2 separate regions of the Homo sapiens genome follow, and region 1 is linked to region 2. The links are chromatin loops, found by intact Hi-C in ENCODE. Cell type or tissue: ascending aorta. All regions are shown on one strand. Links, peaks and the distances in the headings refer to the core of each region. The heading gives the core; the rest is flanking DNA.

Region 1 (16,505 bases), core at 4,398-12,397, 97 kb after region 2:
GAAGGAAGAACTTTTTTTTTTTAAACCTAGGACTCAAATTCCAGAAACCATAAAAGAGGGATGAATTCAACTACATAAACATAAAAAATTTTCTTACATGATAAAATATACCACAGATAGATTCCAAAGACAAATAAAAAGCTAGGAGAAAACATTTGCAACTTAGGACACGAAGGACAGACAGGACACAGCGAGAGCTTCTTAAATAAACTTGACACAAGAAAAGACCAACACACCAAGAAAACCGTGGGCCAAGGAAAACCAGGTAAGAAAATATAAGGCCTTCAAACTGATGAAAAGGGACATCTGAACTTCACTAAAATGATACTAAGATATCACCTCTCACCTTTCAGACCACTGGAGATCAGAAAGTGTGATGACAACAACCTGGTATAACTTCCTGATTTTCAAAACTGTGCTGTGGTTAAGATGTTAACATCTGAGGAAGCTCGGTGAACAACTCAGAAAAATAAGGTAAGAACATTTTGTATTAATTTCCCTAAATGTATTTATCTATGAAGAACCACAGCTACTGCTTTGCTGCCTGGTTCATCTGCTTCAAAATAGACACCCACAGTTTATTTTCATTCTGTTGAGATTCACCGTCCACATAAACTTAATCACCAGCAACCTCAGTGGGTTCACCACAGGCTTCCCCCATCAAAGTAATGCATACATTTTGTCTTTACTCCAAGCTTACATGTATCTTTGGGGAACTTCACTATTCATATCTGATTATATGAATCAGATATGGAAGATGAAAACAATTTTAACCCTTATTTCTTCTCTCTAAACCAGACCCCAAACTGGTTCACTGTTTAAAGTGTACAATTCAGTGCTTTTTCTCATTGTTAAAAGCTAGACTTGTGGACAGATCTCTTCATTTTATAAAAAGAAAAAAGGAGAACACTGAAAGAAGAAAAAAAAATGACTCAGCTAACCCAGTTTCAAGAATATTCTGGATGTACAAACAAGAGGCCACAGTGAGGCTATCCGGGCTCCCAGGATAGGAGGGAGGCTTCCCTTGAAGTATGGTTTTGGCTAACTTATTTCTTACCTACACGTTACTCTTTCAAATACATTTTTTCAACAAAATCATCATATCAGAAGAAAACAAACATTACAACAAGCGAACATTAGCTCCTACTCCTTTCATAGAATATTAAATCCTAAAGATACTTATGTTCAAAAACACATCTTCTGGAAGTAGGGGATGATTTAATATTGAGTCTAAAATAGATGGATCAAAACCATAAATTAATAAAAATGTGGTTATAATTTTCTTCTCCTAGGAAATGAACCAAATTAGATCACTATAGCTAGTCAGCCCACAGTCAAACCTGACTTGGGACGATTAAACACTTAAAGATCTGCTGTTAGTGCCGGTAGCTTAAAAAAAGTTGCGAAGCCATAAATTAACAAGCAGAGTCCACACCAAATTGCTGAAAGGGTTTTTTTTCTGTGCCAAATTTACAAACTGGTTTTCTAGAAGCATCTTGTTTCTACAGGAGGACAAAAGCTGACAGGAGGCCACAACATCAGGTGTTTTGTTTTAACTGATCATGGTTACGAAAGACTTTGCATCAGCTCACTAAGCCTAAACAGGGAGGCTCCACACAGTCGCTGCAAATCCAGCCACTTCCTGCCTCACTGTTACCATACTCATCTCCAAAAGGCCACACAGGGACTCCAACCAGACCAGGCTCCACGCTCCATTCCAGCCATCCTGACCCTAAGACGCTGTCAAGAGAGCAGCCTCCCTCACATGGGTGCAGAGAATTTAAGAACCTCCCTTCTGCTAGCCCGCACAGCCTGGCAGCCTGCTGCTTGGCCATACTGGTTTTTTCCCCCTTAGAAAGACCTGGATACCATTTCTGCCCTTGCATTGCACAATATGGAACCGCATGGCTGGCAGTCTCTTCCGGTCCTAGAACTGTGAGTTCAACACACACCACCCAGAAATAGCACAAATTGGTTATTTCCTGTGCAGAAAAGAAAAATCAGCCAAGGCTTCAGAATCCCATTTTAAAGGTTCCCCTTAAAACACTAGTATAGGAGCTGAAATAGGGGTGTCCTTTCTAAGATCCTGAATTTGGCCAGACAGAAAGGATTAGAAATCAATGTCAACTTTTTTCTTGTGGGTGGGGGAGATGCTGAAAGAAAAGATGGTGGTACAAACTGTGAGTCAAAGGCCTAAAAAGGATAATAAATTTTTATGTCTTAGAGACATAAAGTTAAAATAAAAAAGGGACTGTGATGACTAAATCCATTTCTGCAAGACTATGCTTGTAACCATCATCACAGCAAACACTCACCCCAGCTAGGGGTACTGAACCAACCACAGATAAGTGCTGACACTTACAAGTAACATGCTTAATAAAATTTATTTTATCAAGACAACTCCTGAGAGGGCAGACTAACCTGTGAACTGTCACCACTAATGTCTATAAGTGTTCTAATTATATATATTTCCTTTCCATGGAATCAAATGTATACTGCATTTACCTGCGTCAAAGAGAAATGCTTAGTTATTTTTCCAATTCATTTAATTTATCTGATAGAGGTATGAGAAAGTACAAGGGAAAAAAAAGAAAGGGAATAAACATGATGCCGAGAGCTTCTGGAATAACACTAAACTACGGGATACTCTTCCTTGCCAAATGCAAAAGGAAGAAAAGCACCATCTCCAGCCTTCCAGCTCCCAGGCTCAGTCCAGACGCTGCCGATCTGAACACCTGCGTTCTGTGCCACACACTCATGTCCCCAGGCCCTCTCTGCAACCGGTGCCAATAATACCCCATGTGCTCCCTGCTCCAATGCCCCCATTCATCCATATTTACATACATGACCCTTAAAACAGCAAAACATTGAATTGTTCACTCCTCTTTTTAGTGGAAATTGAATATTTCTTAAGATCCTAAAGTGAGGCAACAGGAAGTACAGAGATAAGATAAACTGACACTAACCTCCAGCACTCTCCTGTGTGCCATCAATGACAAAACAGCCTTGCAAGAGCAGCAAAGCCACCACTCTGCCCACCAGCCATATATACTTACACACGCCTGCAAATGATTGTCTTTCAACCCTGAAGCCACAGTGCCCAGAGGGCGGCCAATACAGAGACTATCAACCTCAGTCACTTTCAACCCTGAAGTTGGTATTCCATGTGCATGCACCTAATAAAATTCTGTCTTCTTGGGACCTGTATCATAAAGCAGAATTAGCTTTCCAAAAAAAGTTTGACTGCACATATGATTTATACCAGAGCAAACTACAATAGAGCTTTCAAATGCTAAACTGTTTTGCTCTTTTTACAAGACTGGTAATAAAGAATATATCGTTGATGTGTTTCATTTTAAATGATTCATGTTTTCCTAAAGTCCTAGATGTAAATACCTAGTTTTACTGAAAAAGACTGGGGGGAGGGTGCGTGGAAGATGAGAGGAAGCGGCGAAGGAAGGAAGTTAGGGAGGAGGGAGAGGTCTAGAGGGAGGAATAATGACTCAAATACCTGGTTGAACATGAGCAGTGTTTCTCACCAGGGGCATACAGACGTTTCGGTAATTCTTTGTCGTGGAGCTGTCCCCTGCGTTGTAGGATGTTTAACAACAATCCACACCCTGCCTAAATTGGTGACAATCAACAACGCCTGCAGACACTGCCTGCTGAATATCCCTTGGGGAATGAAATCACCCTGGCTGAGAACCACTGACGGAGCATACATGTAAACTAAATAGACCAAGTTTGTTAAAGCAAAAATAAGACAGGAATATCCATGTATTTTCTAACTCTTTTGGAATATGACTCAAATATTTATGCAGCAGTTTTTATAATTACCCGTTTCAAAATAACTAAATAAACAGGCCCATTCAGTTTAACTCAATATCATGATTAAGTTACAATATACCATATAATTAGAAAACCACCTTTGACCTCTTGCTTGGGAAAAGTGTATAGAGTATGCTATTGCTTATTTGAGGAAAAAAAAAATTAAAAATATATCACTGTATACACATATGTGTTTGCTCACATTAAAAAGCAATAATTATTATTATACATTTGTCCAAACCCATGGAATGCACAACGCAAAGAGTGAACCCAAATATAAACCCTGGACTTTGGGTGATTGGTTTTTGTCAGTGCAGTTTCACCCACAGAAACAAATGCAGCACCCTGTCGGGGATGTTGCTAGTTCATGTGGGGGAACTGGATATATGAGAAAACTCTGTACCTTCTGCTCAGTTTTGCTGTGAAACTAAAACTGCTCTAAAAAATAAAACTTTTTTTAAAAAGCAAGAAATAAAAAGGGGAAAGAAAAAAACATCTTTAAAAAATGGTGATGGAAAAGAGTAGGGAAAAAAGAAGATAGAGAGAGTAGTCATACAAAATAATCATTCTCTGGACATAACCATCTTTGGCTGCGGAACCATGCGAACAGTTTAGATAATAAACTATTCGGGAGGCTGAGGCAGGAGAATCGCTTGAACCCAGGAGATGGAGGTTGCAGTGAGCCAAGACTGCACCACTGCACTCCAGCCTGGGTGACAGAGCAAGACTCCGTCTCAAAAATAAATAAATAAATAAATAAATAAATAAAATAATAAACTATTAACTTTTTTAAAGTCCAAAAATTAAAAGCAGAATGAAACAAACTAAACTATAAATTGAGTTGGTGGCTTAAGTACAGAGAGGAATTATCCTGAAAGACTTTGAAATACAATAATTGGACTGTATTTCCCCTGTGAGATAAACCCTAAGGACAAAAACATTTTCTGTTGTTTTCAGTACTTATATGGTTTGCAATTATATTGGTGGGGTTATTTTAAACATTTATATATATTGTATATAAATAAAACACACAAGCAAGCAAATAAGTCATTACGTAAACGATCCTAGGGACAAAGATTTTCAGCATAAAGGAAATATAAAATCAAAGGATTCAGCCAGGCATGGTGGCGCATGCCTGTAATCCTAGCACTTTGGGAGGCTGAGGCGGGCGGATCACTTGCGGTCAGGAGTTTGAGACCAGTCTGGCCAACATGGTGAAATTTTAGAAAATTCTTCTAAAAACACAAAAATTAGCCAGCGTGGTGGCAGGCGCCTGTAATCCCAGCTACTTGGGAGGCTGAAGCAGGAGAATCACTAGAACCTGGCAGGTGGAGGTTGCAGTGAGCCAAAATGGCGCCACTGCACTCCAGCCTGGGCGACAGAGCAAGATTCCGTCTCCAAAAAAAAAAAAAAAAAAAATCGAAAGATACAATATTTTAGAATCCTAATTTTGAGTTATAAGTATCAATGTGAATTTATAATAGATTATGTTTAAAAACAAACCACACCAAAGAAAAAAAGCTTTTATCCACTGAAAAGGCTCAGACACAATGACCAAACCAGAAGCAACCCATAAACAGTAGTGGTCCCCACAGTTCTTTGAAGGCACGCAGACCCCAGCTGGGGTAGGCACTGTCTAAAGGAGCCTGAAACCCCCACAGCTCCCTGCTTTCCGGTGTGATTATTAAGGACTACAGGCACGTGGCAAGAGAACACGAAGGCCACCTAAGGCAGCTTTCGCTGGCCAAGGCTGGGGCAGCCTGAGCAGCAATGAGGGTGTCAACTGCAGTGGGTAAAAATACACACAAAGTATCTTAAATCAGAGTTCCACAATTGCTACTCAAAACAAAGAAATAAACAAATTCATTGCTCACTTTGGTGGATACTGGGGAACCAGAACTATTTACTCTGAAAACTGCCAAATAAACTTGTTAGCCAGTGCAATGCCTACATGACCTAGGTGAATTTCTACCCTGCCTTAACTCTACTTGTCTCAGAAACAGGATGCCCGAGGTCAGAAGTTCCCTGCCTGACCAGACCAGCTGAAACCAGTGGGATCCAAGATGGCAGCTCACCTGACCTCTGAAGAACCTTTAACTTCATTATCATCTAATTTCCATACTAAATGACACTCCCACTAGGACCATGACAGTTGACAATCACCATGACAATGACAAGAAACCATAAGGGGACAAAAAAACAGGCAGCACTCTGGTTTCCAGAAGTTCTCCACCCATTCCCAGAAAATACATGAATATTCCTCTCCTGGCTTTTAATGCCCAATCCCTTCATTAAAGATGTCCTACATCTGTGGCTTCCCACCTCTCATGGACTGAGAAGCCAATTTGCGAGCCACACTGCCACTTCTCAATTCCACGGCCATTATATAAAGCCTGCACTGCTTGATGCTCACCTTCAGTTTCATGGGTTGGCTTCATGACACAGGACAGGAAAGAATCCCACCATTAGGGAAAAGCTGACTCGGTTGGTGAGAAAGGGAAAGACTCCCATCTAAACTGCACGTCGGGGTAATAGCTGACAAGTACTCTCCTCACCTGGCTAGCAAGTGCAGAAGGAGTGACTGAATCAGAAAATCATCACTTTGCAACCCCTGTGCATTACAGGTGGAGGCCACGGCCATCCAGGTTGCTCACATGGGCCTCGGCCTGATAGATGCACACACACCACCTAAGGGGCAGCCTTGCCAGAAAATCGCACCAGACTGGCTCTGGTTCTGATGTGCAGTTTCTAGGAAGTTCAGGGTCCTAGTCAGCACATTGCAGACTGTGGGAAGCCCAAATGACAAAAGACCGGGTTTTGCCAACAAATCAACTGGCATGGGGAAGGTGGAAAAAAAAAAACAAACGAGTTTGGACAAATCAATAGATCATTCAGCTGCATGTGTGGACCTTACGTGGATTCTGACTTTAACAACCAGTTGTAAATAACATTTTGAGACAGGTGGGAAAATTTGAACACTGACTGCATACTTGTTAAGTAGTTATTGTTATTGAAATTCCGTAATATTTACAGGACAGGAATTGATGTCTGGAATTCACTTCAGAAATAATCTGTTAGAGTCTATAGGGGCTTAGATAAAGGATTGGCCATTAATTGATAACTGCTGAAGCTGGGCAATTTATTCTGATTCTACCTTAGGACTACACTGAATATGATGATCTTGATAACTAAGAAATCACATCTTACAAAGAATGTCAAGATCATCATAAAATGTGATAGCTGAAAGGGCCATCAGAAACCCCCAAGCAGCAAACCATCTTCTACATATGAAGGTGCGCAAAGCACCTCCCTGCCTAGGGCATGGAGCGGGTCAGTGGTGAGGCTGAGCAGGAGGGGTCTCCAAAATCTCATCCATCTCTCCGGTCACCAAGGCAGGACTGGGGAAGCGTTCCCACGGCTCTGTGCAGAGCCCACAACACAATCAACAGCTTGCTTTTCAGAATCAACCGCTAACCCATTAAGGCTCTTCTTTTTGTTTCTGATTATGCTTAAAAAACACACACTCAAAACATCGAAAAAACATTTTTGGTAGCTTGACCTCTGCTCCTCCCAAAAAGAAAAATCAGTTCACTCGATAAAATCTTGGTAAGTTATTCGGGTGTTAAATATACAACAGATATGAAAATATTGAGTGGCCTATCAAAACACAACCACCACGAGCAGCTGCGTCATTTTTACATGGATCAAATTATAGACAAAACTCACAAGCTCTACGAAGAATGTATACCACTGATTTGCCTGAATTGTCAAGTAGAAAAACGAAACCCTGTATCAAGCACTTCAAGAGGTCACTATGATCAGATCTATTATGGAGTCAGTTCGAAATGCTCTTTGCTCTAGAGAAGTTTAAATGAACACAAGAGTGCTCTAAAAACATACAATAAACTACACTGTAATACACGGAACAAATAAGGACATCCCAAAGACAGTGAGCGAAGAGTAATCTGCAGCAGCACTCTGGCCGGTAAGCACGGCAACGGGGCGAGGGTGCACTCCCTACATTGTTGTTAGGCACTTTACACCGTATATCCTCCCATCGTGAAAGCCACCGAGCCTTCCACCACACCTGGTCACTCTTCTTCTGGAGTGAAGAGAAAAACGTGAAGGCACAGAGGTTACGTGGGAGAGGTAAAAAATGACCAGTTTCTTATCAGTGTGGCTGTAATTTACATCACTGCCTCAGGTTTCTCTAGATGAATCAACATTCTCTTAAGAATTACTAGAATTTAAATCCTGGAAGGAAGGATTAGAGATCTTCCGCTGTCACCTCTTCATTTAACAAATGAGAAAATGAGGGTGCAGAGTGGCTGAGCCCAGGGCCGCAGGGGCTTCCAAGTGGCTCCCACATACAGTACCTACCCTCTCAGCTGTGTTGCTCATGGGCATTTCCAGAGCCCCAAAGTTTCCTGAGTGGGAGCGGACAACCTCTAAGCAGTGCCTTCCAACTCTTGCAGGTTCTAACACGAGGAGCACTCCCCTAGCAGTGTGCATCTGTGATATAAAGGGGAGGGGTTGGACTCTGGCTGGCTCCTCACCAAGCCCTGCAGATGAGGACTCTCCTCCCTTGCCTCGGGCTGACCTGCCACACCCTTCCTTCTTCGGGCACAGCTCAAAGGCCGTTCCCTCCACCCAAGTCTTGCCTATGTGCATCAGCTGGCAGCGAGAGACCCACCTGGACAGCAGCCTTAAAGAAACAGGTACAGTCTCCTGAAGACAAGCTCCACCCATGTACACTTCTCCCCTAGGGGTGCCCAGAACAGAGGAAGGAGGCACTAAGGGCCTGGCCTGATGCCTTCACCTAAGATGAGGACAGGTGCGGGGGATGCAGTAAGATGTCACATCAAGTGATGACACTCCAGGCAGCAACACCTGGCACACTTCTCAAAGGGCCTAGGAAACCAGGGCTCCAGAGGTGGCTCCTCTCAGTGGGTGAGGTAACAAGAAATGGGGCAGGCGGGGGTGGCCGGGCTCCCAGGCTGCCTGCAGAGGGGTCTCCTCACAGGCACAGACTCTCCTGCTGCCCAGGCATAGAGTGCTACCCATCCTAGAAGTCAGGCTACTTGCCAGCCTATGGCATTGAGAAGCCCAGGGCTCAGCAACTGTTCCCACTCTGAGTCAGCAGGGCAAGATCTGCTAAAAATAGATGGTGGGCAATGACGAGAGCTGCAGGAAGCCAAGAAACGAGTCTGTCATTTTAATCCAATCAACAGATCCTAATGACATGCACACTATTTCTAACGGTTTACTTTTATGTCTAAATGTTCAGGTCTATTTGTGGGCTTTGATGAAGAAGAAACGGCTGCCCGTATTTTTAGCTCACAAATCAACTTTTAATTCTTCTCGTTCTACAAATAGGAAGTAACATTCCACAAAGTAGAAGCAATAAAAATTAAGATGTTTTGAAGACAAGCCAATTCTGCTCCCTTGCACTCAATACATGAACACGCTAGTGTTGGACTCTGATTACCCTGCCCCCTCCAGGCAGTGATGGCAAAACACAACATCCATTCGTGAACATTTAGTTGGCGACCACTCATATCCAACCTGTTCGTTATCTGATGGTGAGGTGTGCCCTGGCCAGCACCAGCATCACCTGGGGACTTTTTAAAAATGCAAATTACTGGGGCCCACCCCAGACCACTGAGGCAGAAACTGGGGGTGTGTGGGGCAGCAGTCTGTGTCAGAAAAAGCCCTCCCGTTAACCGGGAGCAAGCCTAAGTTGGGGTTTGAGAATCACAAGCCGGGGAGCAAGGTCCTCACCAGCAGATGATGATGGACAATAAGTGCTTTACAGCTGGTTCCGAAGGCAGGTTTTATTGCTCCTATAAGGATTTTATGTAGCAAGAGGATCATTTTCATCAGAAAGACTCAGGGAAACATCTCTTCAACTAGAAAGAACTCTCTTATGTGTAACAAAAGAAGGCTAATGTTTTTCTCATTGAAAAAAGGTTGTGAGGCCAGGCAAGGTGGCTCATGCCTGTAAGCCCAGCACCTTGGGAGGCCGAGGCGGGTGGATCACTTGAGGCCAGGAGTTGGGAGACCAGCCTGGCCAACATGGCGAAACCCCATCTCTACTAAAAATACAAAAATTAGCTGGGCATGGTGGTGCACACTTGTAATCCCAGCTACTCAGGAGGCTGAGGCAGGAGAATTGCTTGAACCTGGGAGGCAGAGTTTGCAGTAAGCCAAGATCGCGCCACTACACTCCAGCCTGGTCAATAGGGTAAGACTCTGTCTCCAAAAAAAGAAAAAGAAAAAAATGGTGTGAAGTGCCACATCTAACTGCAAACCTGGCCTCTCACACCCGCTATGGGAGCCGAGGGTCCCAGGCCCTCAGCTGAGGAAGGTGGGTGGGGCTCACTTGGGCGCTGGAACCCTCTGAGCACAAGTGAGGCTGCGGGCATCGGGAGGAGGGGGAGATTGGCAGAGAAGCGTGCATTAAATCGTTCACAGTCATACCATGTTTTAAATAACAATTGTCTATATCAGTTTAGAATTCTAAAAAGTTGAATGCAACCAGAATACATTTTTAGAAACCCAAACGAGCAGATAAGAGATCCGCTGCCCTGACTAGTCACCCTCTGTCAAAACACAACAGAATTAACACAGATAGCTTTTGTTTAAAGTACAGAGTATTGGATTACAGTGGCTTGTTTGTAACTGATTTAAGCTATATAAGAATGAAGAAAACGAATGAAGGAGAACAAACAAAAAAAATTATGCATTCTATGGATAAAGCATATTGAAAGAAAACAAAAAAATAGAAAACTCTAGGAGAAGGCACTTAGAGATGAGGAAGTTCTGCACTGGCCAACAGAAGTGTCTTATTTAACCTACATATAAGTAATATACAGTATAATAATTGTATTAATATAGTACAACTATAGATATGTTAAATATCAAAAATATATATTGCTTGTATTACTTGTTCAAGAGGAGATGGAGATAACAGTAGTTTCAGAATCCCTATTAATGAGAAAAGTTCATTTGGATAGAGTATGACTATAAATATACAAACCAGAGGAAAAAGGAAACCTAAGCATGGAAAAAAGACTGAAACATCATCATCTAAATGGCGTTGATAGAAATGGAGAAAAGAATTTCCCTCTCCTTTTAACCTACTTTTAAGCAATGGCTTTAACTCCATGAAAATGCATTTTATGGGTGTAGAAGTTTCAAGGGCACAAAAATCCTTTAAGCAAAAGACAGCACTAGTACCTAGGTTTTCTAACTTTTGTCTCCAATTCACATAGCTGATGAAAAAACTTATCTAGAATTGGCCTCCTTCCTCCCCAACTCTCACTTCTAATCCCCTACACTTTACGGAAGTGAAAGGAAAGTCAAATTGAGAAGCTTTTTCAAAGCTAGCACCCTCACTTTTGCATCCAAAATGGATCCAAGCAGATCCAACCTTGGAAGGAGACACATCCCAACTCTGATTTGTCCTTGGCTGGTGGCACGTGGAGCCCAGGAGGGCAGGAAGCCCAGGTCTACTCACTTCTGCCAATGGGCCAGGGATCTACAAGTCGGGGGCGGTGGGGGGCGGTATACGCATGTGTTTCTAACAGAATGAGATCATCTTATAACATGGATGTAGCCCAAAATTAAAGCAAAACAAGTTATGGCCGTAATTTTCCCATCTACCCATTCCCTCACTGTCATCAAGAAAAGATGGGCCTTGTTTCCAGCAAGAAGGAACCTGGCTAGTGGAGATGCTCCTATGGGGAAGGTGCAGTGGTCACCAGTGCACCCTGACACCCCATGGGGTGGAGTCTCCACCGCAGGGAGAGACTGAGGTAGCTTCACTGCCTGAGTCAGCTCAGGCAGCCCTAACAAAAGACCACAGGCTGGGGGCTTCAACAGCAGGTATTCATTTCTCGCAGCTCTGGAGGCTGCAAGTCCAGGATCCAAGTGCCAGCAGAGTCTGATGGGGGCCACTTTCTGGCTTGCCGATGGCTGCCTTCTCGCTATGTCCTCAGGTGGCAGAGAGAGCTCTCTGCTGTCTCTTTTCAGAAGGGCAGGAATCCCATTATGGGGGCCCTACTCTCAACCCTATTTCCTCAGAGGGCTCATCTCCAAATATAGTCACACTGGGGGTTAGAACTTCACCACCTGAATTTCTGGGGGACATAAAATTTCAGTCCATTGCACTTGCAGGTGGAAGACTCAGCCCAAGCCTACAGATATGACCATGTCAGAGCTGAGACTGGGTCCTGCCCCTTCCACGGCGCTGAGCTGAGCTTCCTTCAGTGTGAGGACAACCAACCCAGAAAAGAGAAATCCAGCTGAGTGCTCAGGGCTGAGGGTCAAAGGTGAGGGCAGTGGGAGTAACAGCAGCTGCCCAGTGCCACCACGCCTGCAGCGGGCAGAGCAAGACAGCAGAGGAGTCGCAGCAAAGGGCAGAAGAGAGGAAAGCAGGGCACATGCTCACCCCATTGAGAGCCACCAAGGCCAGGGAGCACCTGTGCGGCACCACGCCAGCTGAAGTTTCGCAGGTCCCCTGCTTCGAGTCTGGACGGTGCTGTTATCACCATGCTTTAGAAAGGAGGGTGCCTGAGCAGCAGAGGTAAGGGAGTCAGCCTAAGGCTAGGGTGGGAGCAGGGCTGGTAGAAGGCACTGGCCCAAGAGAGGCAGAGGGGAACAAACCCAGGAGGAAGCAATGCGTGGGGGAGGCAGAAGGGAGGAGAGAGTAGAAGCTGGACCTGAAGGAGGCAGAGAAATAAGAGACAGCGATGGAGACAGGAAGCCCTGCCCGGGGACCCAGGAGAGTCAGGCCAGGCCACAGCCACCACAGGGACACAGTGCTTATCAGGCCTCACCCTGAGCCAGCTATGTGGAGTTTAATTTCACTCTCATAACCGCGCGAGGCCGGCATTACCTCCTTTTCCTAAAGGTGTGGATGAGTCTGAGCTAAAGGAACCGACTCAGCATCTCATGCTTAGAGAGGAGCAGACACAAGATCCCAGCAGCGGCCAGGGCCACCTCCAAGGCTGGCAGCCAGGTCTCCAAAGGCAGAGACCTTTCCAGACAGGCCCAAGACAACACTCCCAGCCTTCCCGAACTCCCATCCTGTCCCCAGCCTGCCCACTGGCCGTTCCCAGGGCTAATGGAACAAGTCCGTGCTCAGAGCCAGGCCTGGCACATAGCACATGCTCAGCTAATGATCACTACGGTTATTACATAGATTCAAAATAATCATTTGTTATCAGAGTCATTTGTACACATAATTTTTTCATCCCTGGTGCTGGGATTGTTTGTAATTTATTGTTCAGTCCACAACGCTAATCATGCTGCCCTAGACACAACAGATGATCAATAAAAGGCTGGCTGGATGAATGGATTAATTAACTGATAGAGAGATGTGCAGTGGAAGGGACGTGAGAATAAGGCAAATAAGGCAGAAGGTAAATGAGAAAATTGACAGATGGGCAAAGAGTGGACACACACACGTTTACGAAAACACAAAAAACAGGCAAAAGGTATTAAGTCCAGGGAACCAGTCGCCCAAGTTAAATAATTTGGGCCTCCCTGGACCATCATCTAGACCAAAAGTATTGCACTGCTACTAGATATCGTATTTATTTTCTTCAGCACATCAAATGAGAACAGCTAAATAAATAGACTCAGCACTTACTAGGAGTCCTGCGCCCAACCTCCTGCTGACCCTCAGAATGACATTTTGGGTGTGATCAGGTTCTCCCAAGCTTCGGCTTATAAAGCACAAAGGCAAACTTAACCTCGGCAGGGCTGCCCCAGACTCCCTGGCTGGGCATACCTGCAAACACCTGAGCGGATGTTGAGGTGGCTCAGAGCCAATCCTGTGGCTTCCACTCTATTGGTGCTATTGGAGATTGGGCCTTTCCCTTTACTGTTCACAGCGGGAAACCTGTCAGTGGGACCAGGTTACAAGGAGGACTGGGCAGGCTGCATTAGATTTTGTATTGGCGGTCTTTTGGTCGTGTCACTTTGGACTCTATCTTTCTGAATAGCAGGAATTACACTCACATGTCTCCCTGTAGGACAACACAACAATTTTTTCCTGTGTCCACAGACATCTCAGGAAGCTTCCCACTAGCCTCCTTGGCCAGGACGGGGGAACCGTCCTCTGGTTCTTTTTACACTTGGACACACACAGCATGGCCACCTCGGCTCCCAGTGACACCGTAAAGAACCAACTGCCGCTCACGCCTGTAATCCCAACACTTTGGGAGGCCGAGATGGGCGGATCATGAGGTCAGGAGATGGAGACCATCCTGGCTAACACAGTGAAATCCTGTCTCTACTAAAAATACAAAAAATTAGCCAGGTGTGGTGGCCGGCGCCTGTAGTCCCATGTGCTCAGGAGGCTGAGGCAGGAGAATGGCGTGAACCCAGGAGGTGGAGCTTGCAGTGAGCTGAGATCGCGCCACTGCACTCCAGCCTGGGCGACAGAGCGAGACTCCGTCTCAAAACAAACAAAAACAAAAACAAAACAAAAACGAAAAAACACACAAAAAAACACATAAAAAACAACTACCTGCTTCAGAAAGCATTTCAAACTGGGAGGCTGCCTAAGTGCATGCACGTGTTCCTAACTTTACTCGTGTATCCTATTCTGTCAGTATCTGAGGACACACTCTTTGTGCATATTCTAAGAATGTTGAAATGGGAAGTGTGGGAAACACGGGCCTGGAACAGTGGCTGCTGAGGAACGGATGGACCTCAACAGACACACTGCTCCTCCAGGGGCAAGTTTGATGGTGTTATAGTTTTCACTAGACTAAATGAGAATCTTTTATGGCAAGCATTTGTAACTGCCTGCCTAACCACAGACATGCTCAATTTAAATGTGATTATTATAGAAATGATAAAAATGCATTTATGCTCACCTACATTGTAAAGACCTGAATACATCTCTACATTGTACCCTCCACAAGCGAGGCTCCACATAGTGGAAACACAAATGTATCTTGAATTTAACATGCCCCTTCACCTCAATATAACCAGCATCAATACTTACTAGCCTGAAAGGCTGTTTTAAACAGCTTGACATGTAAGCAAATTAAACTCTCCCCTCCCGATTCACCCCAAGCCCATATGACCACCACAAGGAGTCCGATCAGCAGGTGGGAAAACTGCTCCCCAGAAATGCCACTGGGGTGAGAAAAGGGATGGCAACTTCCTATTAGAAATAACAGCCGGGCGTGGTGTCTCATGCCTGTAGTCCCAGCATTTTGGGAGGCTGAGGCGGGCGGATTACTTGAGCCCAAGAGGTAGAGGCTGCAGTGAACAGAGATGACGCCACTGCACGCCAGCCTGGGTGACAGAGGGAGAGCCTCTCTCAAAAAAGAAAAGCTCCCAGTGACGCTTTCCTGAATGAAAATGAATTTCATCACTGCCAATGCCACGCATGGTGTTGAGGCCAACCAGGTGCCACAGAAGGGACCTGCCGTCCAGCTGAAGCAGGTCCTGCTGCTTACTCAGTGACCTGCAAAGGCAATGGCACTCTGTCTTCTGCAGAGAAAGGGTGTTTCATTTTCTCGTGCAAATTCCAAATATATCCACATTTCAGATTGCTACAAGGCAGTACTATAAAGGGAGAAGCGAAACAACTCCCACTTTCTGGGAAGAAATGCCCTTGTTTCCAGCTGCAAAACCCTCTCTGTGGGGAAGCACACTGAAGTCGCTCAGGAACAGGCCACCCCTCTTGGAAAGAGTGGAGGTCATCATTTTTCACCTATTAGCGAAAAAAAAACATAATCTGAATACATTTATGTAGGGCTATTACCCAGAATATTTACAGGGTTTCTTCGTGCTAAGGTATTTCATGATGCTCAGAGGAACAAGGTGGAAAAAACACACCATTATTCTCCGCGAACGGCTGCCTTCCTAGTAACTGCACCCACGGTGGCAAATACTGCACATTAACCTGTGCCTTGGTGGTGTACGAAGCTTCCCACAAGCAGGTGAAGATGAAGAGCTAAGTCTGGCTCAGACAGGCAACGCTGCATCGAGCTGTTTTTACTCTAAATAAAAACCATGTTCCACGCGGGCCTTCACGGTGCTACCCCAGAACACGGGCACAATTTAATGCCTCACTCCGAGGAAGGAAGCTCAGGGAAGTCTCCTCTAGTGACTCTTAGAGGCTCCCCAAAGGAGGAGGGCGATGGGGGCCCACCCAAGCTCTAGCGAGGCTACAAACAGCACGCAGAACATTCCACTGCCATTACTTTCCATCTTCAAAAGATTACATATCATCTTAAAGAAAATTCAAGGTTAAATTGGCTTCCTCAGCTGCTGCGGCAGAAAGCAAAGCAGTGCTGCAGAGAAAGTTAAACCACCTCCCAGGGCTCTGGCCTTCTGCAACTCTTATTCTAAGGCAGCTTCCCCATCTATCTTGTTCCACGGTTATATCCCAGGTACCCAAAAAGGCTCTGGCCTTAAGGCTTACCTGTTGCAAATGATAGTCGACCAACTCAGCTGCAAATGGGGCTTGTTATGACACCGGAAATAAAGGTGAGGCTGCCACCCTCTTCGCCAAGCCGGTGAGCACAAGTGTCTGGAGTAACTGCCCCCTACGCCTCTCCAGTTGGGAGCGTTGGGGACAGTAAGTGAGTACTAGTCACTGGAAGCCAGCTCTGAGAGGCAGGTGCTGTGGCTGCCAGAGCTGAGCACAA
Region 2 (13,796 bases), core at 1,182-9,181:
TCTCGGCCTCCCGAGTACCTGGGATTACAGGAACCTGCCACCATGCCCGGCTAATATTTGTATTTTTAGTAGAGACAGGGTTTCGCCATGTTGGCCAGGCTGGTCTTGAACTTCTGACCTCAGGTGATCCCCACCCCCCTCCCAGCCTCAGCCTTCCAAATTGCTCGGATTACAGGCATGAGCCACCACGCCCAGCCGGGTCTCTGTTTTATATCTAGAACGGCATCTGATGTTCAGAAAGACCTGGAGGTAGTCCACGATTCTGAAATTCTGAACCAAAGAAAAAATAAATTCTGCTTAGCCCAGTTTCAGTGCTAAATGCGTTTTAGTTATTTGAAAAGTGCAAACTCATTATGGAATATACAGCACTTCACTATGGAATATACAGTGTTGCCCTGACTGCTCAAGAAATTTGCTGTTTTTCATTTCCCAAACTATTTTTTGATAAACTGGGAATTTATTAAGAGTGGTTTGCATGCAGGCAGTAGCTAGAAATTTTACTACTTCTGATGTCTAACCCTATTAGAAATTAAGACATCAAAATTTTTCTAATTCTTTTTTTTTTTGAGACGCAGTTTTGCTTTTGTTGCCCAGGCTAGAGTGCAATGGTGTGATCTTGGCTCACTGCAACCTGCGCCTCCCAGGTTCAAGCAGATTCTCCTGCCTCAGCCTCCCGATGTGCCACCATGCCTGGCTAATTTTTCTAATTCTAAGCATTTAAAAATATGAACAGCAGTGGAAAATTCCGGTCGCATTTTAAACATAGTTCACAATATCCCAGAGGAAGCTGAACTATGGTTTGATTACAGATTTTATTGAAAAATATTTAAATTCTGTGATGTGCCTTCTATTTCAGAATATTTTAGAAACATGTCATTATTTTAATTAAAATGTGTCTTTTATTGGCCAGGTGCAGTAGCTCACGCCTGTAATCTCAGCACTTTGGGAGGCCAAGGCAGGTGGATCACCTGTGGTCAGGACTTTGAGACCAGCCTGGCCAACATGGTGAAACCTCATCTCTGCTAAAAAATACAAAATTAGCCAGGCATGGTGGTAGTGTGCCTGTAATCCCAGCTACTTGGGAGGCTGAGGCAGGAGAATCGCTTGAACCTGGGAGGTGGAAGTTGTAAGCTGAGATCACGCCACTGCACTCTGGTCTGGGCAACAAGAGCGAAAAATCTCAAAAAAAAAAAAAAAAAAAAAAAAAAAAAAAAAAAATTGGTCTTTTATCTCATTTGCTGAAAAGCATGCAGGAAAGAAGATACTGAACGATAAATGTTCTTTGTACAAAAATATCAAGTTTTGATCAATTCATTAAATGAATAACAATTAGTTACTAACACATGCCAGGCAGGCGGTGCCCTGGATACATGTGTGTGCATGCAGGACATATGCTCTGTGACAATCTGGTGTGGGGAACAGATAAATAGAGGTGTACAGATGGCTGCACAGGGCAGTAAGTTCTATGAAAAAAAAAAAGAAAACAAACAAAAAAAAGAGTTGCATGAAAGAGGAGCATGAGATACCGCAGCTCTAAGTGTGTGAGCGTGCGCAGATGTGAGAGGGAGTATGTGAGTATTGAGAGTGTGTGAGAGTATGCGTAGCGTGTGAGTTCATCTGTGTGAATGTATAAGTGCGTGTGGGGGCAGGAGAGCCCTCTGGACAATGTGGAGCTGAGCATGTGCTCTCCGAGGCAGGGCTGGTACCTCGGACATGCCTGGCCAGTGGCAGGACCACAGCCTAACATCCGAAATTCTTCCTGGAATTCCCAGACCAGTTTTCTGCTTTTCTCAAAGCCCAGAAACTTCCTGCTCTGAGGGTCCAGCAGCTCAGCCCTGCTCTGCGACCTCCCAGCAGGACCTCCAGACAGTTAACAAAGGACTAGGCCATTGTCTATTACAGAGTTCACAAAAGCCCAAATAAATGTTTGATGAGAAGTGTGCAACCCTTGCAAAACAAGGAATCACTCCATTTCTACCAATGACAACTCAGGGGAATGAGTGTCTGAGAAGACTCAAATTGTGCAAGGCAGCTGGGCTCACCCAGCAGCCATAGCTGTTAACAGAAAAGAATGAAAGGAACAATTGTAAGTATAGTTTGTATTTATGCATGCCTCTGTCTCAAATAGACCAAATAAGAACAAACCTTTGAGGCGAAAAGCCCCATCTCATCCCCATGTGAGGCCCAGGGCATACTCCTGGATGAAACTCCAGGAAGAAACCAGAAGGTTAATCTCAGATTAGGCCTCAGCCTATAGATGATTAATATTCTGTACTAGAAGTTGTATCTTTAGGAAAAGATGAAGGGCAGTCTCACTTATAGAGTTTACTATAAGCCAGGCTCAATTTAGAGATAATGTGGCATCATTTTTAGTGGAGGCAGTATGGGAGTGAATCATGGTAGATGTAAGATACACCCAATTTTAATTAAGCCAAATGATCAACAGATGACTTTCTACATAAGGGAAATTTGCTTTTAATTCAAGCTCCTTAATTTAACATCATGGTGTGTGTGTGCCTGTATGCATGCATGAGTTGCAGCAATAAAATTTTCGCAGCAGAAGAGGTAATTTTTAATTTCGTGGGCTCCTGAGCAGAAACCTTTAAAAGTTAAGGATGTAGAACCAATTTATGCCAAGCAGGAGTGCTAAAAGTTGGGGAGTGTTCTTTAATTTAAACTAAGTAGATTTTCTGTAGGAAATCTGAAAAAGAACAATCTGTATACTAACATACACCGTTACATATGACCACTGAACACCTCTAAGTGAAGTGTGAAGATGAACTAGTTAAGATGTTCTCCAAGTGTGCTCTCAAGACCAGCAGCATGAGCATCCTCTGAGAACTGGTTAGGAAGCATATTCTCAAGGGCCAGCCATGGAAGCTCACACCTGTAATCCCTGCCCTTTGGGATGCCATGGTGGCAGGATTACTTGAGGCCAGGACTTTGAGATCAGCCTGGGCAACATAGTGGGACCCTATCTCTACATAAAATTTAAAATAATTAGCCAGGTGTGGTGATGCATACCTGTGGTCCCAGCTACTTGGGAGGCCAGGGTGGGAGGATCACTTGAGCCCGGGAGGTCAAGGCAACAGTGAGGTATGACAGGGCCACTGCACTCCAGCCTAGATGACAGAGTGAGACCCTATCTCAAAATAATTAAAAAAAAAAAAAAAAAAAAAGAAATGCAAATTCTCAGGCTCTGCCTCAACCCTGCTGTAGCAGAAATTCTGGGGTGGAGCCCAGCCATCTGTGTTTTAACCTCCAGCACCGTGTGTTTTAATAAGCCCTTCAGGGGACTCTGATGCAGTTTGAGAACTGGAAGAAAGAAAATCTGGAACAAACATCGGCAGTGCTGGAGCCACCAACAAATGTTTGGTCACCAGAAAAAGATGGGAATGCCATTTATGGGCAAAGCAGCCCATGATGGAGGGAGCTCCAGTCTGTGGATACTTTTCCAATTCTGTCCTGAGGACTCTGGCTCTGCTCCAGACATCTCTCATAGGGAATTTCCCCTGAAGGGACAGCTGGGACACTGCTGTATGGTCTCCTCCTTTCAAAGTGAGCCACCAGTCCCTGCATCTGATGGAGATGGAGTTACTCCCGACCCAAAACAACTCTGCCTCCAGAGGGAGCCAGGGAATGATTCCCATGAAAGCAACTCCATCAGTCCTATTCTCATCTGTTGCAGTCCTTCCACGGTTGGCTTTCTAGAACAGATTTCAAGAAATTGGATGAAAAAGGACCATGCCACACTTGCTCCTCAACAAGTACTAGAGTACTGATAGTATGGTAGAGTACTCTACATTTAAGCTTGTCAAAGAATCTTAACACATTTTTGAAACATGCAGTCAGGATGCTGGCTGAGGCTGCAGTCATCTGAAGGCTAGACTGGGGATGCAGGCTCTACTTCCAAGGCAGTCTGCTCACATGAACCCCTAGGGGGCTCTGTAGGGCTGCCTGAATGTACTCTCAACATGACAGCTGGCTCACCCTAGATCAAGTGACCCAAGAGAGAGCAAAGAGGCAGCCACAATGCCCATCTCGGAAGCTGCCCTCCATCGCTTCTGCCACATCTTGGTCATTAGAAGTGAGTTGCTCAGTGCAGCCCATGCTGAAGGGAAGAGGGTCAGGCTCCACCTTCTGAAGCAAAGAGTACCAAAGAATTTATGGACATCTTTTTAAGCCATCATAGATGGACAGGACACTCATTACAATTTTCTATGATTGGACTAAAACCTAACTAGACTCAGTCCCCGGGTTTTGAAACATCTCCCCTTTGATTTCTCCTCTTTAATTGCCACCTTTGTGCTACCTCCCACTGTCCGCATTTCCTACACTTTCCATCTCCAAACACTGTACTTACTTGGTATATAGTAATTTCTCTGTGCTGACTACTGGGCAAATTCTTCAAATTTTCAAACATCAGACCACTTCTTCCTGTTATGTCCTTCTATGAGTACTCCTTATAAGGAATGATTTTTCCATTCTCATAGTTTTTGAATCAATGGTTCTGGAGAATGAACAATTAGTACAACCCATTCATTTGACCCTTCTTTTCAGAAGTCATTTTCCAAGTGGAATCTAAGGACAATTAATAGGTTGGCGGAAAACCAACCTCTCTCGGGGCCTCTATCATCATTATTTTTGTTTAGGCTTTAGATTCTGTGTTTGAATACAACTAAGTGCAAGAACCCTATTTAGCTCCACATCCCCACACCGGGCTCAGAGTATCTGGTGTTCAACAAACGTGCAGACTTAAAAATTTCTAATTTTGACTACCTCTTCCATTATTCATTCCTTTAGGTAATTCTTACACCTCATCTCTTTGCAATTTGTGCTCGCGATAAGTGGGTACTTTTAGAAAAGAACAGTAGAGAGCACACTCTTTGATCCCATCTCTATGGCTTTGCCAGCTTGATCCATTGCCTCAAATACTTGCTGAAAAGCACCTTTGCAGTTTTATAAAACAGATGTCCTGATCAGATACGCCTCTCCCTCTCTCAAGATTTAATCATTGTTTTCTCATAGAAGGAAAAAAATGAATGCCGAGGACAGACTTTAATATCCTTTATTTCCTCCTCCATTCCTGAAAGCTTATGTATTAATGCGATTTTCTTCTAAGCACAATAGTCATGAGGAAACGGGAGGGAGGGGCCTTGCTCCAGGTACTTTTGGTTCTTTAAACCTTAAAACTTCTCCTTATCTTTCACTTTGGACTTTATGAAATGATGAGGGTAGAAATGCCCTTTGTGTGATTCACCAGGCCTTCCACACAGACCCTGGACTGATCTCCAGCCACGCTGAAGTCTCCAAGCATCAATAATCTACACATCTCCTTCTACCCCCAGAGAGAGGTCACCCTGTTGGTTTCTTATCACAAGTTGTATCATTCTTTTCTTTTGGTAAAGACATGTTTTTCCCCTTTTACTTCTTTACAGAAGGCACTCTTCTGTCCACAGAAGTGGTTCATTTACCTCCCAAAAGTGAGAACAAATGGGTTAGAGGCAAATCGTGATCCACTGATTAATAGTTTCTCTGTTTTTATCTCAGAAAAACTGCCTTTCAGTTTTACCATTCTATTTGGTCACCTGCCCTAGTTGTCTAAGGTAGCCTTCTTTTAATAAAAATTACTCCTGCCTATACTTATGCTGCTAGCTGTCAGTTGACCCTATGTTCTTTGTTTTTACATCAGATTATCTCTTCCTTGCCCCAAGTGTGAAGAGTCTCACCAGCTTTTCCTATTCTCCTATCAATGTTCACTCTATAAAATATTTACTCCACAGGCCTGAAGCCAATCCACACTGACATGTTCAAATATTCATCTCATTAACTTTGGAAGTAATCTTATTTACATAAATGAAAAGTCAATCATCAACTACAGAGCAGCTGTCCAAGTCCCATCTACCTAATCTAGGCAAACGGAGCGTTCCCTGTCCACTTTCCAGTTAGTATGCATGTGTGTGGTTAGCCCTCCCTATCCCCAAATGTATTTCCTAAAGTCACATGTAATACCTCACCATATAGACCTGTAGAATATTGTCCTTGTTATTCTTTGTCTTTCCATAGTGTCATACCTGATGTGACTGAGTGATACATTTAAGTCAGAATTTTACCATATTACACAACAGTATGCAAAAGGGCTTGAATCAAGTGCATACTCCACAACGTAGTGGTTCTCAAATTGGCGCATCAGAATTATTCAGGAGTTCATAGGTTCTCAGGATTTGGAACAAAAAAAGGACTCAGAGGGCTTCTTCAAACCAAGGTTGCAGAGCCCTACCCCAGAGATTCGAAGTCAGCAAGCTGGGGCAATCTGCATTCTAGCAAGTTTGCTGGTGATGCTGGATGTTGTCTGTTTTAAAGGTCAGCATTGAAGAGCCAGCCAGAGTGAGAAGGCAGAGTCTTCAAGGGCTCTGGCCCATTTGAGAATCAGAATCAGGTGATGAGCACTAAACTTCCAGATAACAGCCTGTACTGCATGATCTTGCAGGCCTTTCCATCTTCAAGAGTTAAATATGCTTAAAATTAGAACTATTACAAAAATCCAGGCTTAAAACTTCCATTTGGTACTGGGCAAAAAGCCTGGCAATTAAAAATAACTTGTTATCTTTGAAACTGGAAAGATGCCTACAGGCACTGCTCACAGCAACCTAAGGTTAAGTCATCTTAACATTAACTCATTTATGAAGAAACACCATGGATCACGGAGCCTAACCATGAAACCCTGGAAGCAGCTTTCACATTGCTCTGACAATCTACCTCCTCCTAATTCATCAGCAGAAACACAGCAAATACAGCACGTTTATTTTCAAACTCTAAACAGTAAAAAACAAACAAACAAAAACACAAAAAAGCCCCCCAAAAAACTCAACAGAAATATACTTCAAGAGATAAATCCCACTCAACAAAAGCTTCAGTTCTAAATGAAGTTCAGCTTTATGACAATATTTTTATAATTCATGGAAATGTAGTATTATGCAGAAATGGTTTTAATAACAGCTGCAAGAATATATAAAACCACTAAGAATGCATCATAGGGATCAAGGGTTTTCAAAGTGTGGTCCCAAAAGCAGCAGCATCACCACCAAGAAACGTGCTATTAATAGAAATGCAAATTCTTGGGCCCCAGACCTCCTGAATCAGTACCATTTCAGGTAGGACCCAGCAATTTGTTTTAACAAGCTTCAAGGCAATTCTGATACACACTACATACAGTTAGAGAATCATTATTTAGAGAAATGGAATGATGAAATTGCCTGAAAATAGAGTTTTGGGTAAAAGTTATAATTTCTTTAAGAAATATTATAACTTTAAAAATACAGAAAGGAGCTATTCTATTTTATTTCCCAGCCAAATACTTTTCATATATTTTAAAAAAGAGAAATGAAACAAATATGTGCATTAAATTATCCTTAGCGAGACAGTTTTTCTCTACTGGAAAAAAAAGTACTGTATGACAAAAAATATTAGTATCTAATACTATTGCAGGACATAATAAATACATGATATCTTCGGGAACTAAAATCTTACAGAGGAAAATGGCCTCCCGCACTTGCAGGCCAGCTCTGCACCTTTTCCAACCATATCCTAGTTGTGATCTGTCATTTTCTGAACAAGCTTTACAAGGATGGGAGATGCAGCAATTAAGAAAATAAAATATTGACAACTTGTACAGTTTACCAGAAACCCAGTAAAGGGTTACTGTTCATTTTAAGTACAGCTTTCTAGCCACATCCATAGAATCAATGTGGACAAAATGTAATATAAAAGGATTTATAATGGACACACACAGGGTGAGTAGGATTTCTGAGTTTTCTGGATTTAAGCAGGTATGGCTCACAGGTGAAGGTATGATAACGAAATATGGAGAATAAGCAACAACAATGCATCACCTTTAGCTGCTAAGGATAAATGACAATTGTAGATGAGAGAGGAGAGCGAGGGAGGAGGAAGAAATGGAAGGACAAGCAGTAGGTACTGAAGTTCAGGACAGGAAAGAGGGTCCAAGAGGTTCGTTCGTTTGTTGGTTCACTGATTCATCTAACATATCCAACAGATACTTCTGAAATACCCAGCACTTACTGATAGTGGATAGTGTAGCATGTGGCAATGTTTGTCTTCCCTGAAATACGCACCCCTCAATATCGTCAAGCAAGGGTCTAGCTCATTTACACTGCAATCACTCAGGATATTTTATTGAAGATCCATTCCAAAAAAAACAGCTGTGCTTATCCAGAAGCCAGGCCTCATGTGATAACCTCAATTAAAGGCCCAGGCCCAAAGACTGCAAGAAAAAAAGGAAATTAAATAAAGATGCCTGACTGAGTCCTGCAGGGAGGCTGAACCCCTCAGAAACCTTTCCATCCTGGCATGCTGCGAAGGAATTATGTCAGATCATGAACCTAAGGGCTCTTGGTGGCCTAGTGGTGGCTGCGAAAGCCAGCTCTAACCTGAGAAATGCCAAAATGAGCAGGAAAACACATGGGGACGGGGGGAGGCAGTGGATGGTGGGAAAAAAACAAGCAAAGGACTTGTCCACTTGTCCACCAGGACAGGTCCCTGGTAGTCACAGATGACAGCTGAGAACGCCTTGGTTATGAACAGGAAATACAGCAAACCTGGCATGGTTCTGCTGTCAGGAGAAAAGAAGCCACACACACACCTCAGGGCTCTTGCAGAATCCCCATGGAACAAGGCATGCACACTAACAGCTGAAAATGGCCCGTGTCACGGCAAGATCCATCAGGACAAGCTGCCCTGCACAGCATCAGGCCACGTGGAACCTCAGACAAAGACGGTGCTGCTATGTGTGCAGAGCCGATGCAAGTCCCAGTAAAGCTCTTTCCGCCCTATATTCCTAGAATCATATATGTTGTTCCTTGACTTTCTAAGTTAGGAGAGAATGCAAAAAACCCTGAAAGGCCCCCATTAAAAAACTGTTAAAAGGAAATACAAACAATTCGTGCTTTAGTTCTTTAGAAAAAGTTAGCTCATTCTCTAACAATATAAGACAACTGAGACAGTGGGGTGCAGAGTTCTGAGATGAAACCCAGACAATGCATGCATCCCTCCTTATCCAAAGGGACTTGGTCCCTGAATTCAGACAGCAATGACCACCTGTGCATGTTCCACAGAAAAGCCATAGGTCCTCCCTAAGGCCAGCAACCCCGGAGAACACCTTTTTCATCTACCCTCTAAAGTCTTTCCTCTTTTCCCCAAATCTTAGGCAGAAAGAATAATGACTGGGACCAATGTCTCCACACTGCAGGACTTCCTTCTGAGAAGTCTCCTCAAACTCAAAAAATTTTAAGCCAAGATCATATTTTGTGCATTATACTTAGCCCTTAAGGACTCTGGACCAAGCACTTAATATTGTAATTGGTTTTCCAGCGCTTTCTCTAAGTTTCTGCTCGATTGAGTTAAAAGCGCTGCTGTCCTTAATTTGCTTAAGGCTTCAAACACGATCTAAAAGAAGTGGTGCACAGAGCTCTCGTCATGTGAGAACAATTCAATGTGATGTCTTGCCAGGAATGATAAACTCTGGTGACTTGATAAATCTCAGAGTTCAGATTTCAGATGAAGTTAGCTTTCAGCCTGGCATTCCCGTCCAAGCACATGTAAGGCTCCGCAAAATTGATGACACCATAAAGGAGTCCAGTTTCCACCACCACGATGCTCCGTCCTCAAAGAGAGCACATCCCAGTCGCCTCTCTCTGGAGGGCTTTGAATGCCTCTCTGATCAGTCAACAGGACCCTTGAATGAGCACTTATTCATTGTGCCAGTAATCTTTTCAGAGGACAGCAGTGGCAGCAGGTAGTACATACTTACTAGTCTTATAGCGTGCATTTAAAAATGAAATTGAAGCCTCCTAGAACCAATACAATTCAAATACATTAAACTCTATCTCCTAAATGCTTGTTTTGGAAGTCTCTCGATTGTAGAAGGTGTATTCGGAAAGACGTTTGCAAAACTGGTCGAGTATTTCCTTCACACACGAAAAGCCTGCCTTCTGGGATGCAGGCTTGACCCCATGCCTGAAACTCACCGCCCCCAGCCTGCCCACCGCTGAACTGGGTCTGCTGCCCCAGTCGAGTGGCCTCATATCTCCGACTCACTGCACACAAACAAAACTCATCTCTCCCAAGAACCCCTGTTTTCTTTTCAATTTATCTCGTAAGTGCTTTAAAAGCTTTTGAGAGATGAACTCAGTGGCGCTGCCTGCCGTGGCAATGACCTTGGGATTATATGGTTTACAAAGAGAAAGCAAGCAAACAACAAAAGGAGGTGTCAGAAACCAGCCACCAGTCTTGCAAAGAATGCTTTCTCTGGGACACAGACCGAATAGAAACAAAGTAAATCACTCGGGCCTTCTACGTACACAGAATGGGCAACCAGGAGAGAAAATGATGTTTGAGCCTGTGAAATACAAGAGGGGGAATCTTGGGAGAGAAGCAGAACCACCTCTGTGAGCTAAAAACATCTTTTTAGTTAATCTCCCACCTCCAGAAATGGACACCCACTATCCCCAAAACAGATGCAAGTAAATCACGGAGTAGCAAACATTATACTAAATTGCATTCATCTGCGTCTCCCGCTCTTTCTAGTGTACTCACACAATGTGAAAAGGGCGCGGCACACAGACCCACCGCGCAAGGCGCATTTACTGCCTGCAGCCGGAGCTGTGGGCGCAGCGCACTTACCGAGGACTCGCTGTCCCTAATGAGGAAGTCGCCCTCCACGCCCCGCTCGTTGAGGGCGCACTCGGCCTGGTGCCGCGTCACGTTCCCGTAGTACCACTCTCTGCCCGCGAAGCGCCCGCTGGACGAGGGCCCGGTGTAGCTTATCTGTGGGGCGTGCGCAGGGTGCAGGGCAGGCCCGTCACTGAGGACCACCACGTAGTTTTTGGGGACGAGGCCCACCTGGCCCCGGGCATTTTTGCATTTCCACCACTCGGGGTCGTTCTCCGGCTTCTCAATCACCTCCATGGTCTCCCCCTTCTCGAAGTTGAGCTCCTCCTCGGTGACTGAGCTGAAGGGGTACAGCGTCTGGACCACATGCAGCACGCGGGAGCCCTGGCCATTGCTCAGCGAGGCGCCCTTGCGCAGGCTCAGGAAGCTTGGGGACTCCGCAGCCGCCTCGTCCACCTCCTCCAAGACGTAGTTGGAGGGGAACCAGCCGATCTGCCCGTTGTAGCTGCCCCGCCACCAACCGTCGCTGCACTTCTCCATGACGGTGACGCGCGACCCCTTCACCAGGGACAACTCATCCTCCCGCTCGGCCACATAGGCGAACTTGACGAAGGCCGGGATGTTGAGGTCGTAGATGCGGTCGGCGCCGCTGCCATTGGCGGGGTACTCGGCGTCCGTGCTGGGCGTGGGGGACGCATCCCGCGCGCTGGTCTTCCTGCGCGTCTTGCCGAGGCCTGTGGAGACACAGCAAGGCTCAGTGGCGCAGGGCACTTGGGCACCACCACACTCCCTAGCCTACCGGGATTTCCACGCAGTTTCTCTGGCGGTTAAATACAAGGGGACGACACATGGACAGTGCTTACAAACTGTAATTACCATGAGAAAAATACGGTTGCTGGCAGCTGCCTCCTGTAGTTGCGAAGTTACTTAAAGTTGAGAATTAAATTGATCTATTTTATCCATAAAAACATGTCACAGGGCCAGCACAGTGGCTCACGCCTGGAATCCCAGCCTTTGAGAGGCCCAGGCGGGAAGATTGCTTGAGGCCAGGAGTCTGAGACCAGCCTAAGCAACATAGCGAGACCGTGTCTGCAAAAAAAAAAAAAAAAAAAAAAAAAAAAAAAATTAGCCACCTGTGGTGCACATCTGTGGCCCCAGCTACTGGAGAGGCTGAGGTGGGAGGATGGCTTGAGCCAGAGTTGAGACTGCAGTGAGCCATGATCGCTCCACTGCACTCCAGCCTGTGCAACAGAGTGAGGCCCTGTCTCTAAAACCAAAAAATGCGGGAATACCAGTGACACAAAAGATAACAAGAGTAGGTGGTTTCCTTCTGAAATAACCATTTTTAGAGCATCCCTGCGCCTCTCAGAAAAATAAAGTATAAATGCAGAGAAAATATCTTTTTCATTCCTAGAATGGGTGGGAAGTCAGACTAAATGAATTCAAAGACCCGTTAGAACTCTAAGACCATCCAGTCTTAGGGAACGCAGCCTGTATAACCTGCCCTGCCCCCAGCTGCCTTGCCGCTGCCTCCTCCACTCCTGGGACACTCACTGCCCCCACCCTCACCCCTGGGCAGCATAACAGCCCTACTGGGCAAAACCCATCATCTTCACCTTTCTTCTCTTCTTACAATCCTTCTCTTCTTTCAAAACAGCAGACTAATTTCCCACAACAGATTGTGATGAGTGCATTAGGAAAACTTAGCTGATACCTTCAATCGAAGGCAAATTTTTTCATACTGTGATTCAAAGCCCACTAGTGGATCATAAAAAATCACTTTAATGGGCTGCAACCAGCCTATAGGTATGTGTTGAATTTAAGGGAATAAAGTAGAAAATTTCAGTGCATCAAACACAATTACAGTAAGTACTGTTTCTTCAGTCACAGATACGAGTATCGAATCAGATTGAGAAACATTTCTTCCTGTGCATGAGGAAAAATGCTAGAAAAGCCCTAAGGTAAAAATGTTTTAACTGTGTTAAAATGCACGGAATTCCGGAACATTCTAGGAGAGGAAAGCATGTCAGCCCCAGAGCTGGGGACACACCCCACACAAGCAGACTGGCCCTTCCTCAGCTGTCCTGAGAGATGAGTGCTCCCACCACAGCTCTGCTTCGACCTCTACCTTAATCAGTGTGGAGGTTTAGTCATTTGTAGACTCCTCAAAATGACTTCCTCCAAGCACTTCCATGGGTAGCTTGTACCCCTTTCTCCTTTTCTTCCTTAAACTAGAGTAAAGGGCGATCAGTCCTAAGAATTACTTGTGCTTCTATGGCCTTGCTGAGTGGGCAGGAGGTGAAGAGGGTAAAAAGGCTGATTGTCCTCAATGGTGGAGAGCTGGGCTGCTGCCCCCCTCCCACTGCCACTACCCTGGGACATGTGCCCACGCGGCGCCAGGAGGCATGTGAGGCCACGTACGTTTCAGAGCAAATACACTGATTCATTTATGCTAATGGCCTCTGCCGTTTCTCTTTGTACCACATTTTATGCATGTGCATGGGAAACACAAGAGTAAGCCAGAATATTAGAACAGGTGAAACGCTTAGATTTCTACTTTGTGTTAACTTATATAAAAACACAAACCTCTAAATCTGAGAACTCATCCTTTCATAGGATTTCAAATGCAGGATGGTTCAACTACACAATGAAAGCACCATGATACCGCCACAGCTCCACAATCCAGAAGGCAGGCCATCCATGAAAGCAAACTTTTTTGTCCAGAAGGCAGTGGTGCCCGAAGCTCAACCAGGAAGGCCTCACGGCCTTATCAAAACAGCTAGCAAGCCGGGGCGTGAGGGCTACGCTGAGGCCAACTTTTATTGGCAACAATGATGTCAAGAAATAACATTGAACAATAAACTTTTAATAGACCTTTGCAAACATGTGAATTACAAAAGCTACTTGAGAAAAAACGCCTGTGGAAGAGCAGGTTTCGGAATATTCATCAGGCCATGAAGATAAAGGTGAAAAGATCAGCAAAAAAGACATTTGATAGTGGCCATCACAATACGTTATAAAGACACTTTATAACTGATAGACGAATATTCTACTTTAGTGACTTCTTTCAAAAACAAAATACAGTAATCTAATTAATACAGCCACTG

Evidence for each region. Hi-C counts contacts between places; a loop is a spot of excess contacts. Peaks named below come from ENCODE experiments on the same cell type or tissue, not always from the same donor. Only the 100,000 strongest peaks of a DNase experiment are listed, where the experiment ranks them.
Region 1: a loop joins it to region 2, with 2.0 times the contacts of the local background. A loop is called at or near these places in 11 of 110 quality-filtered maps.

The regions. Positions count from the first base shown.
Region 1 is chr2:105,782,788-105,799,292 of GRCh38, reverse strand. The region is part of intron 1 of NCK2 (NCK adaptor protein 2); the gene reads right to left. Among named protein-coding and RNA genes, the nearest start is that of NCK2, 46 kb to the right of the region's middle. RefSeq lists enhancers at 8,800-8,849, 8,930-8,979, 9,220-9,269, 12,404-12,453, 12,036-12,607 and 1 more. In ascending aorta, for the core only: a CTCF peak has its summit at 11,378; a DNase peak (open chromatin) is centred at 8,922; H3K4me3 peaks cover 947 bases; H3K27ac peaks cover 4,615 bases.
Region 2 is chr2:105,878,955-105,892,750 of GRCh38, reverse strand. NCK2 (NCK adaptor protein 2) reads right to left here. Exons shown (of 5, transcript NM_003581.5): 4 at 10,702-11,423. Among named protein-coding and RNA genes, the nearest start is that of NCK2, 140 kb to the right of the region's middle. RefSeq lists enhancers at 10,284-11,062, 11,063-11,843. In ascending aorta, for the core only: no CTCF peak of the experiment used is centred there; no DNase peak of the experiment used is centred there; H3K27ac peaks cover 4,881 bases.